Regions from separate parts of the Homo sapiens genome. Here region 2 is linked to region 1. The links are chromatin loops, found by intact Hi-C in ENCODE. Cell type or tissue: MCF 10A. All regions are shown on one strand. Each heading gives the region's core, and the rest is flanking DNA. Links, peaks and the distances in the headings are about the cores only.

The links. A loop is a pair of places that touch in the nucleus more often than their neighbours do. Peaks named below come from ENCODE experiments on the same cell type or tissue, not always from the same donor. Only the 100,000 strongest peaks of a DNase experiment are listed, where the experiment ranks them.
Region 2: it touches region 1 in a loop (2.7-fold over the local background); 3 of 110 quality-filtered maps call a loop at or near these places.

What each region holds. Positions count from the first base shown.
Region 1 is chr14:95,931,457-95,937,633 of GRCh38, reverse strand. No RefSeq gene overlaps it. Among named protein-coding and RNA genes, the nearest start is that of TUNAR, 58 kb to the right of the region's middle. RefSeq lists a silencer at 2,115-2,315. In MCF 10A, for the core only: no CTCF peak of the experiment used is centred there; no DNase peak of the experiment used is centred there.
Region 2 is chr14:95,780,731-95,786,907 of GRCh38, reverse strand. No RefSeq gene overlaps it. Among named protein-coding and RNA genes, the nearest start is that of TCL1A, 70 kb to the right of the region's middle. In MCF 10A, for the core only: no CTCF peak of the experiment used is centred there; a DNase peak (open chromatin) is centred at 2,587.

The DNA of each region.
Region 1 (6,177 bases), core at 478-5,477:
TAGGATGATTTCAACTGCATGTAATAGATGGCTCCATTAAAAGTGGCTTAAACAAAAAAGGAACCATTTTGCATAACCAGAAATTGGAGTGGATCCAAAAGCAGGGTAGAGTCAGTGTTGTTTAACTCAGACACTCAGGTGTCATCAGAGCCCCTGGTCTTTTCCATCTTTATGTTCTGTCATTTTTTTATGGTAGCTTTTATTCCCAAGCTTATCTCCTCATAGTCACGAGATGGCTGCAGCACTTCCAGACATCACAGATAGACACCAAACTTCAGTAATACAAAACATCAAACCACATTTACATCCTTCCTCTTGAGGTATCCCTTTGGAAAGTGATGACACCCTTTCCAGAAGCTCCCCAACAGATTTTCCTTCATGTCTCACTGGCCAATAAATTATGCCCTATATCCGTTCTCAAACCAGTCCTGGCAGAGAAATAGGTTTATCATACTGACATGTATCATTCAGAATTCATGCCTTGGGGCTGCGGATAAAAGGTGAGAAGAAGGGAGGAGTGGATTTTGGGTAGCAGCAAAGTTCGCCAATTGCCTTCAGTGCACTGGCTCTCAAGTTAGCTACGTCCACATGCTTTACCATCTCACAGGAGCTAAGCAGGTCGGTGTTGCTGTCCCCATTTTCTTGAACTTGAATTCAGGCAGTTGAAAAGTGATTTGCCTGAGGTTGCCCAGAGAAATCATAGGACAGTTGGGCTCGGAATCTAATTGATTCCAAGTTCAGAACCCCCATGGTCCCCTGAGGGGAAAGCACTCTTCCTACAGTTTATGCAGAGGTTTTGCTAAAGCAAGAAAAACTTCAGCATGGAAATAACTTGTTAATTGGAGGAGGCTGCAGAAAAATGTATTCCCTTGCTGGGTTTAACCTTGTATTTTAATAAACTGTTTAAAGGAAAGAGAAACGGTTTCCTATCGGCTGTTGAGAAGTCTGACTCTGTACTGCTGAAATATTTACTCTCCTGTAATTGCTGGCCATCTCTCAGGCTCAGGCAAACTGCTGCACAGGAGAAAAGAATTCAGCAGTGACTCAATGGGACTTCCACAGGAAGAAACTCCTGCCAGTGTCTAACCGTGGTTTGCTAAGGGTCTCCTTGGGAAGCTCATTGGGGATTTATTTCTCGGCAGGATTAATTTCTTTAGTGAGAAAGTCTCAGCTGCCTCTTCCAGAGGGGGTTGGTGGTGGGGGGAGAAGGGGGGTAGAATTTTGGTTACTTTCTATGTGGCATTTTCCTCCTAAGTGCATGGGCTATGCTGGCAAGTAGCTTTGGATTTGAAGGCATTTTCTTTCTAATTCAGATAAATTCAGTTTATTTTAACTCCCATGTACTGGAAGCATTCACTGTATGGAAGGCCCTGTGCCAGGAGCTGAGGAAACCAGGGTGCCTGGAAGTATGACAGTGCCTGGCATGTAGTACATGCAATCTGTGTTGATAATTGGTCACTGCATGTTGTTGAGGTGCTAAGAAATAATGTGCATACAATGCTTCCCTCAGCGCTGCTTACCAATTGTGCTAAAAGTTCTTACTACCGTGCTAACAGCTAATGCTTATTGAGTGTTTCCTTTATGCCAGACACAACTCTAAGTACCTTTCATACATTAATTGACTTAATGTCAATTAATCCTACATTAATTGACTTAAGGTATGAAAGGTAGTTAGAGTTGTGTCTGGCATAAAGGAATTATAATCATGACACTATGTAACTTAATCATTACAATGACACTATGAGGCAGGAACTATTTTGTCTCTGCTTGTGGATGAGGAAGCTCAGAGAATTTGAGTAACTCATTGAAGGTCTACATAGCTGGGATTTGGAGTTAAGAGTCCTGCCTTTGGAAACTGCATTCTTAACCACCATAGCATTTTGCCTCTTGCTGTTTAATATTACTCCTACTATTGTGATGTTATTCTTATTTTTCTTTTCTATTATTATTCTCACTGTGATGCTTCCCATCATAGTGATGTTTTCAAGAATAGTCTTTGTATAACTGGTACTTTCTTTTGGTTTACTTCTTGCAATTTGGGCATGGTACTTCCATGTGAGCAGTGAGTATGGGAGAAATCCTTGGTGGAGTATCTTTTCGGGAACACATATGTGTTCTATCTTGCTGTGGATGCCACTTTTCTTCTTGACAAAGGTTTTTCTTCTTAACACAGGGCAGGCTCCCAGCTGCTGCAAAATAGATCAGCACCATGGAGAGCTCCTTCCAGTCACCAAAATGGAATAAGGGTTTGTGGTCAATGGAAGTGAAATTAAAACTGTTTTTATAATGGTAAAAACTACAATTTGTGGAGTGACTTCTATGTGCCATACACTTTTCATACCTGATCCTATTTAATTCTCACAACTACACAGCAAGGGGTGTGTGATTATTCCCGTTTTTCACATAAAAGAGGACTAAATGTCAGAGGTGAAGCAACCCATTTTCAGTCGCACAGTTAGCAAGTGGGGAAGTCAGAGTTAAATCAGATCTTTTGACCTCAGATTCCTTGCTTTTTTACACTAGATAATGATGCTTTATATTGCCCTGGCAATTCAGTTGTAGGTTTCACCCTGGCTCCCTGACCAAAGGCCACTCCCACAGGAACCTACCCTTAGCTGTCAGAGCCAAAGACAACAGTCTGCAAGAGTCTGCACTGGTTGTCTCCTTCTGACCCTACCTGGCCATTCTACCTAATCACCTGGGCTTATACTCACAGACATAGCTTGCCATGATAATGGGTTATGTATCTATACTGTTTATTGGTGTGGCACTGGCCAGCTACCAGCACATACAGCAGGCACTCAACTAGTATCTGTTGAATGAGTGAATAAATAAATCAACAAGTAAGTAAGTGGATGAATGAGTGAATTGCCTTCAAAGGATCTTCCTCAAAGGCCTGGCCTCCAGCAGTTTGCTCTCCTTTTAATCTTGCCTCCTGAGCTCCAGAGATCCTCCAGAGATTTGCATCTTTGTTTCTGAATTCTGATAAAGGAAAGATGAGTGATTGGGTGGGCAGGAAATGGGCTACACAACATGTACAGGGAGTTGTTCTTCTGTGAGGTAAGCAATAAGGTCCAATAAACATGTGGGGAGACAAATCACTCCACTTGGAGAATATTGTCTTCCTTGTGTGAATGTATTAGAGATGTGTCTGTAATTTCTGTTTCTTCATTAATCATTGAGCACCTATTGTGTACCAGGGACTGACTTAGGCAACAAGGAACTGAGCCAGCCACACTCAACTTCTTTTACTCCTCTATATATTCCACATTCTCTCATTTCTTAGCTTTCTGGAATGCTGTTCCCTCTCTTGGGAATACTATTCTATCGTCTGGACCCTGTGCCTGGATAATTCCTACTTCTCCTTCAAGTCAGAGAGGAAACATTTCCTTCTGTGAGAAGCCATCTTGTAACTCTCCAAATCTGTGGTCAGTGCTCCCTGTGTCATCTTTGACTTTTCTCATCATTGCACTTCACAGGACTCTGTAATGTCATTTTCAGCCTCTTTGTCTGTGTCTTTTCAGGAGATGAGGATATGTAGATGAGGGTCCCTGATGGGCTCTCTGTTATATTTCTATAGCGACCAGCAGCAATATAGTAGGCATCTAATAGATTTTTAATTAAGTGGTTAAAATAGAACATAGGCATAAATTTTCTGAGCAGTAGAATAATGTACATAAATGTAAATTATTTATATTCTTCTCCTTTGGGTGTTGCAGAGGATGTCACCTTCTTTCTGCCCAGTCTGTTATTAAGCCATACACCCATTCCTCTGATTTTTCTATCTCGAATATCTCTTCCCACAACACCTACTGAGCACGTTTTTGTTGCCAGACATTGTTTTACACACCCTTCTTGTGTACATTAGCTTACTTGATCCTTAGAACAACTTTCTAAAGCAGGTTCTACTATTATTCCCTCCATCTTATAGATGAGGAAACTGAGGCAAACTGAGGAAACTGAGGCAAAGTCGATTAACTAGTCACATACCTTTTGTATTAGTTAAGGTTGTTGTAGAAAATAGGTAACACATACAAATTAAAGCAAGTTTAATAAAAGAGCAATATATGAGGTTGAAACATGAGACTGCCAATATTTGTTGATTTTTGACTTTCAAAAATAGCAATTTTATAAGTTTGAACTTAACGCAAATGTATGACCAGAGTTTAGGGCAAGCAACAAGTGATGGTGCAGTACCCTGGGGCTAGTAACCCAGGAAGCTGAGGCACTGCTAGGTCTGAAGGAGTGAGAGGAGGTAGTAGTTACTAGAGCCTAGAGAGGGAGCCATGTAGACAGTCCACCTGAGAGGAGATGTGGCCTTTGGTTGAGCCCATAGTGATCCAGCAGGGAGACAGGGAGCTGGGAAAACACATTTCTCAGCCTGTTTCTTCTCAGTTTCTGCAGTGGTTGCCAGGGCTTTCCATTGGTTGAACAACTGGAAGGCACAGGTCCACGGTATTTGTTGCTGCAGTCCATAGAGTTCAGCCTGTTGGAGCACAGGGCAGAGTGTGAAGGGTAGAGGGTGATTTATAGGGACAAATAGAAGACATTTGGCACAGCAAGTAAGTGAGAGTTGGGTGAAAACCCATGTAGCCTAGTTAAAGAGCCCATGCTCTGAGCCAGCATCTCTCATTTTGAACTTGGTGGAAAGAGCTGAGTCTATATATAGTCACTGCTGCACCAAAATCTCCTCTTGGGGATTTCGATGGAACTTCTCGGGAACTCAGACTTACCAATGAATTATTCACCCTTTATATTAATATTTGATTTCTAACAAAATAGCTGGTTTTAAGAGTGCTTTGGTGCAAAACGGAGCCAGTTTGAACCCAGGGCTGCAGCCTACTCTTTGCAGATCTTGTTCATCTTTGGTAGTTAAATATTTTAGTGTGTAAATAAGGGCCCATCTCAGGCTTCATAAATATTTTAGAAGTTGAGGCTGGCTGTCAAGATGATGGCACATTAATGAACATTGATGGTGTCCAACCAATGGAAGGCAACTCACTTAGATCACAAAATGTCAACTCTGGGACAAATCATGTGAACCTGGATTTTTTTCAAAACCCATACTTTGAGGAAATTTTGAGATAAAAAGCCCCAAAACACCAGGTCTGAAAGAGAAAGAAATGAGATATGTGTCCTGGCATCTGTGGCAACAGTTTTCCCTGGGGCTGAGGACAGCCTTGTTCTCCTTCCCACTTTGGTACCTTGATAGTTGATGTTTCCTCTGGCTCAAACATCTTCTACCTTTAGTACCATGACAAAATCCTACTCGTTCTTCAAGTCTAACTCTCCTAGGAAGGATCTCATGATTTTCCATCTTGTCCTAGGCAGAATAAGCCATCTTGGGTAATAGGATAGTTATATATCTGTCTCCTTGACTAGACTATGAATTACCTTCTTCTCATGGCTAGAGACCATGCCACAGGCATCTCTGGAGCCTCCAAGCCTAGCATGGTGCCTGGCACACAGTTGGTATTCCATACATGTTGGATGAATAAATAAAGGAGCCAATAAACCCTGTTATCTCAGAGGAAGCTGTCTTCAGTATTGGGGGAGGGCTCACTGAGGGTCTCTATGAGATTCCGTGGGAAGCCACTGTGTGTGTTTTCTGGGTACAGTAGGGAGCATCAGCTGGAATTCTAAAATTACAAGTGATGAAAGAGATACATGCACTTGTGCCTTAGTTTAGGCTGCTATAACAAAAAACAATACCACAGACTAGGTGAGTTAAACAATTAACACTTCTCACAGTTCTGAGGTCTTTTTTATAAGCGCAGTAATCTCTCATGAGGACCCCATCCTCATGACCTTATCTAAACCTAATTAACTCCCTAAAGGTCCTACCTTTTCAGATTGGTGATTAGCAAATTAGGGCTTCAACATTTAAATTTGCTGTGGGGGTTGAAGGGGACACAAACATTCAGTCCATAGACACTGAGATACTGGGTTCTTTCCCAGAATGCATGTGTGCCCATAGTCCTGTGAGGTCAGTCTAAGCCCACCTTTCACCCCAGGGAGGAACTGCTGGAATTCTTTAGCAACATGAGTCCAAAGTTCAAAGCCTTTGGACCAGACAATGCTGATTCAAGTCCCAGCTCTGCCATTCACCAGCTGTGGAATTTGGATGACTTACACTCTATTTGCCTCAGTTTGCTTGTCTTTAACTTGAAGCTGGTC
Region 2 (6,177 bases), core at 431-5,430, 150 kb after region 1:
GGGGACTTAATTGTTTCCTTCTGATAAATATCACGGGGCATAAAAGCTGAGAGCTGCAATGGGTGCATCTTGCACTTTGAGATGCCGCATCTCCTCGCGGAAGCATCGCTCACCACTCTGCGAGCCAGGGAGCCCAGCCCACGCTGTTGGCAGAGAGGAAGGAGCTCTGACAGCAGCTGGGACACAGTGACTGATAAGGTGCTGTCACTTTCCATCCACTGCTGTGTTCAAGTATCAAAGCACTTGGTTGAAAATGCCAGGCAGTTTCTCTCCTCCAGAATTCATCAAAGGCTGTGGGGGTTTGGGGAATAAATAGAAGAGATGCTGAAAACAACTGGAAATGTTCTCGTGAAATGATGCACTGGGGACTCCTGCACATCACACTTTTGCCTTTTCTTCCACCCCTCATATGGTGGAGAGCTTTGGGTCTCAGGTCTCAGATGAGGAGCACTTACAGACTGGATGACCTGGGGTGAGGCACTCAACCCTCTGGGGCCACTGTTTCTTCATCTGGGAATAAGAAAATCTATTTGGGTTTATTGTGAGTGTTAAATTATGGGGGAGTCTTAAGTTTTTGTGCTGAAATGACCCTTGTTAGTCAGGGATTCTTAACCCTGGCTGTACATCATACCCACTTGGAAAGTTAGTTATTTAAAATATCTTTGTCTGGGGCCCACCTCTGGGTAGTTTTATTTAATTGGTCTGGCCTGGGGTCTGGGCACTGTCTGTCTGGTTGGTTAGTTAAAGCTTCCCAAGGGATTGAAATCTGCAGCCAGGTTTGAGAATCCTGACATTGAATCTGCCTTCTCATTGCAGGTCTTAAGCATGGGCACAACATTGTCAGTTTTCTGCCTTGGAAAGATCCCTCTGGGGACAGTGAAGTTAATGGGTTGTGTGGCAGGTGTAAGATTACATTCAGGGACACCGGTTAGAGCCTTTCTGTTCACTGTGTGGTCCATGGAACAGCAGTATTGGCCCTCCTTGTTAGGCAAGCAGAATCTCAGGACACATCCTGAGCAACTACTGATTGAGAGTCCGCATTTTAACAAGATCCCAGGTGATGTGTACCGTCATCCCTCGGTATCCACAAGGGATTGGTTCCAGGACCCTAGAGCATATCGAAATCCACAAATGCTCAAGCACTTTATATAAAATGGTATAGTATTTGCATACAGCCTATGCACATCCTCCAGTATACTTTAAATCGTCTCTAGATTGCTTATCAGACCTACCTGATACAATGCAAATGCTATGTAAATAGTTGTTCTACTGTGTTGGTTTTACATTTGTATCATTTGTATTGTTATGTTGTTACTTTTGTTGTTTTTTAAAATATTTTCGGTTTGCTGTTGGTTGAAATCACACATATGAACTCATAGATACAGAGGGCCAACTCTTCATGCATGAAAGCTTGGGAAGGTCTGGATTAGAAGACCATGCACTGCAGGGGTCCAGGCTGGAGATGGTGACAACCCCACTCAAAGCAGAGAGTGGGGTTTCAGAATAGAAGGAGACATATGGAAGAAGAATTGACATGATATAATGGCGGGGCTTGGTGTGGAGTTTGGGAAAGAGAAATTGAAAACAAGAACATATTTCTTATTTGGCCCTTGGGGGAAGATAGTGTCTCTGTCTGCAGGTTAGTAGGGAAAGGCTGATGAGTTATTTTCTTTAACTCAGCTATTTTTGCACAGCATCTTATACCAATAATTAGCTTGCAACTTTTGTGTCTTATTTAGTAAGAAGCATCTACCCAAACATGCTCACTCTGGTGTAGATAGAAAAGGGCATTTTTTCATTGCAAGTTTTCACATTCGGAAACAGGCTTGTTATAGTTGGGTGCTTGCTCTTGGTCACGTACCTAGGAACTGGTGGAATGAAGCCTGAACTCAGACCTTCTTACTTCAGATCCTGTGCTCTTTTCCAAGCCTGGCAGTATTTCTTTTGTTTTGTTATTTTGTGTCCCATTGATCTCTGTTGTTGTTATTGTCCATTCACTGCTTAGTGTCCAACTAAGTCAACATAATTGATCCCTCATGGAATGCTTTTATAGAATCTCCTTTATTAATCACTGGTCCTTTAAAAAATCACTGCATATAATAGGCACACAATCAACACATAACATCTCTGGTCACCAGAACATGTGAGATTTTTCCCACACTGACCTCACAAGACTGCCCTGACTTGAGATTCCACTCTTAAGTCCAGGCCTCCAGTATTTCTGGCCAACCGGCTATAAATCGGGGATTCCCACGATCCCCTCCTCAGGTTTGAACATATGAGCATATGATGGGAATTGAGGGGAGAGGAGGGTGGAGAGGCAGGGAGGTAGTCTATTTTGGGGGTCTCCGATGCCTTGGGAGAGGTTTGGACCTTGTCAAGGGCATAAGACTACTAAATCTGTGCCTTTAAAAGATTACTGTAGCAAAAAGATAGAAGAACAATTACATCAGGGCTAGAAAAACATTTTAAAAACTTGGCTGAAGAAAAAGTCCATGACAGAAATGAAGTCAGCTGAACCAATGCTCCTGGCATAAAGAACAAAAGCAGTGGTGATCAAACTTTCAGGACCACGGACAGATCTCCTCTCAGTCCAATCCCCTTTTGCCAGAATATTGTATAAATATCTTGTCCAACTATTTTTAAGATAGCCACCATTTACTGAGGGCTAGGATCCTTGCATACATTATGTCTTTAATCCAAATAACAACCTTGAAAGGCAATGATTATTGGCCCCATCCTCCTGGGGAGCAAAAATTGAATCTCACTGAGGAATCCCTTATCAAGAGCACACAGCAGACCAACACAGCAACTTCATTTTGCTATACTGACCATTACATCAAGCTACCACCACTAAACATGCTCTAATTTTGAAGTGGCAATTAATTCATTTTTCCATTTTAGTTAATTAAAAGCACAGATCCAGCCAGGAATTTTAATTGGTCATCCAGAACTGCCATGTAGTACTGCTTGTACTTCTAGCCCCAACCAAAGGGATTTGGCATCCTTGTTCACTGTGCTGAATATTGTGAGTAACTGCAAGGATATCTATGTGGGTTTTTTTTTTAAATATTGGAATGGTTTCTAACACCCTTCAATCCTCCTTCAAGGATGCCTAGGGATGTGGGGAGCCAGAACATGGAAAGGTGAAGAAGGCAGAGCCTGGGAACCCTGGCACCCTTGTTAAGGTTTATAAATGGGTCTTCTCCAGGAAGCTGAGAAAATACTCAGCCCTACCAGCTCCTTTCTCCATCTTGGGAACATTTCCTTTCATTTTCACAGAGTCAGGCTTGTGATTATTTTCAGTTCCAATATGAGTTTGTCACTGTGTGGAGTGGAAATGAGGTGGATGTCAAATAAATACCTGATAGAGTTTCTGCCTCACAAACTGGGGAGTGTTCAGAGAACCTTCAACATCAATGAGAATTCTATTACAGTATTTTCTGGGCTGCTGTTTATTTCTTTAGTCAGAGGGTCCGAATTCAGGGCCTCACTACCTCCCCCGGGAAGCTGTCTCTAATTTCTCCCCCTTTGATGTGTTGTGCATACAGCATTTGATTAGTCTTTGGTAGAGCAACTCTATCTAATAAAGTTACTCATCTGCTCCAAGATTCTCAATGGTTCCCTATTGCCTTCCAGTATAGCTCATAATCCTTAGCTGGCTATTGAGGGCCCTTCACAATTTAGCCATAACCTATCATTCTAACCTCATATCCTGCTGCATCTCTCCACAAACATCATGGTCCAGTCACATGAGTTTAATTTCTATTCCACAAATTCATAGCTCAGGATGTGCAAATTGCCTTATCAGTTTCTTGGCACATAGGCCACCCCAATGTAATAAGAGGCTTCCTCAAAAACACCATTGAAAGCAGTCTGCTGGCAAGACAGAAGTCAGAATCTTTTGTAATTTTATCATGGAAGTGACATCCCCTCAATGTTGCAGTGTTTTGTTTATTAGAAGCAAGTCACTCAAGGGGAGGGGATTACATGAGGCTGTGGACATCAGCGGGTAAGGACCACTGGAGACCATCTTAAAAGCTGCCTACTGCAATTCCTGTTCAAGACCTACCATCCCTTTAAGAGTTAAATCAAATTATATTCCTCAAAGATCTTTCTGTATGTCCTAGTCAGAATAATTCCTCTCACTTCATAACATCCTCGTTCTACATTGCTTTATTTGTCCTTCTAGAGGAACACTTGTATTAATGCCTATATTAGAGACACTTGAAGATGTCTGTCTTTACCACCAGTTTGGGAGCCCCTGGAGGGCAGGAATCACATCTGTTTCTGTCTCTGCATTTTACGCAGCCTAATGGAAGAGAGGTGTTGCGTAAATGTTTGCTGAAGTGAGTTGGCCAACTCTTCTGCTCCTTTAGAAATAGCTTTTAGCCTCCAATTTCAAACACAGAAAATAATTCACTGACAGGGTGTATATCTTGGGAGATAAGGGAATATATGCTTTTCTCAGAGTTTAAAAAATCCAAGATTTGACAGGTTAAGAAATAGGAGTTTGCCATAAACTGGAGCAGAGAGAAGCAAGTTTCTCTGAAGGCGTTCATGTATACAATATATGACCATATATAAAAATTCACAAGGTAATAATAATAATAAATAATGCTTACTATGCCAAGTGCTGTATGCTTTACCTACCTTGGACCACTTAATTCTCACAATAGTCCTACCATGTTGGACAACTTGTCCCCATTCTACAAATGAGAAAGGCTAGACTTCAAGAGGTAGGTAACTGCCCCGAGATTATAGGGTCTTATGACAAAGGCTATGCTCCTCACTGCTCCCCTGGGTGCCTTTTTCTTATTTTCTTAAATAAAGAATTTCCTTTTTCTTATTACTATTGAAAAGCTGTAATTTTACCACAGTGAAGTTAGAATTGCACTGGGCCAGTTCTGAAGCATAGCTTCATGAATGACACATAGGTCTGCATGTCAGGAGAGCTGAATTTTTGTTTTGGTTATATCCCAAACTTGCAGTACAACCTAGGTCTGCATATCAGGAGAGCTGAATTTTTGTTTTGGGTATATCTCAAACTTGCAGTACAACGCTGGAAAGGTGATTTGCTGTCTCGGGATCTTCTTTTCTAAAAACAGATGCAAATTATGTAATATCTAAGGTTCATCACAATTCTAACAGTATATAGGATTTAATTATAAACCATTACAGATAATTTAAATTGTATTGCTAAAATATACGTTAAAATCAGATCATTGCTATTTTGTCAAAATCCCTCTTGTTTGTTTATATATGTATATATATAAAGGAGGAACCATTTAAAGTTACATTTCAAAATGTCATCATGGAATAAAGAGACTAAGCCTCAGTGATATCATTTGGGATACTTTTTTAATGAGGTTTTTTTTTTTTAGAAAATCTTGTCAATAAGTCATAACGGACTATATTCCCTATTACAGACCCACAGGTTTCATTACGGACCATTTAGGAAGATTAAAGAACACTCTCTCTGGAGGGGACTTGAGTCTCAGAGCATCTAGGACATCACATTAAGCATCTGAAATACTCATTTTCGGTTTCTAACAGTGGATTAATGAATCTACAAAGAACACACTTATTAAAACCAACATATGCTGAGGGATAATAAACCTAGTCCACATTTTCATCTGTCTCTTTCTGCCTGTGAATAAAGGGAAAAGGAGCGTGAAAATTGAGTTGCTGTCCTACCCAACACTCTTATCTTCCTCGTTGTGTGTGATGGTGGGAAGTAGTGTCATGGATTGGACACTGGTCTTGGGGTCAAGTACACAGGGTCCAAGCCCTGACTAAGCCATTCACCTTGTACAAATCATTTGACCTTCTGTAGGCCTGTTTCTTTCTCTTCAAAATAGGCTACACCAGAGATTTTCAGAGTGTGCCCCTCAGAGCTTGAGGCATTTCTTCCTCAGTGCTTGTGGGAATGCTGCTGGGTGATGACCGGATGAAGGGGTTTCTCAACATTAAATGTTGTTGTTAGAAAACCACTGGCTGGTTGATGTGTAGAGTCTTTTCCAGTTAGATTTTGGAGGTGATAGGGAAATATCTATTGATGTTTCTGTATTCTTGAATTTTTGTTCTTGTTGTTGTTTTTGTTTTTGTTTTGTTTTGAGATGGAGTCTTGCTCTGTCGCCCAGGCTAGAGTGCAGTGGCGCGATCTCGGCTCACCGC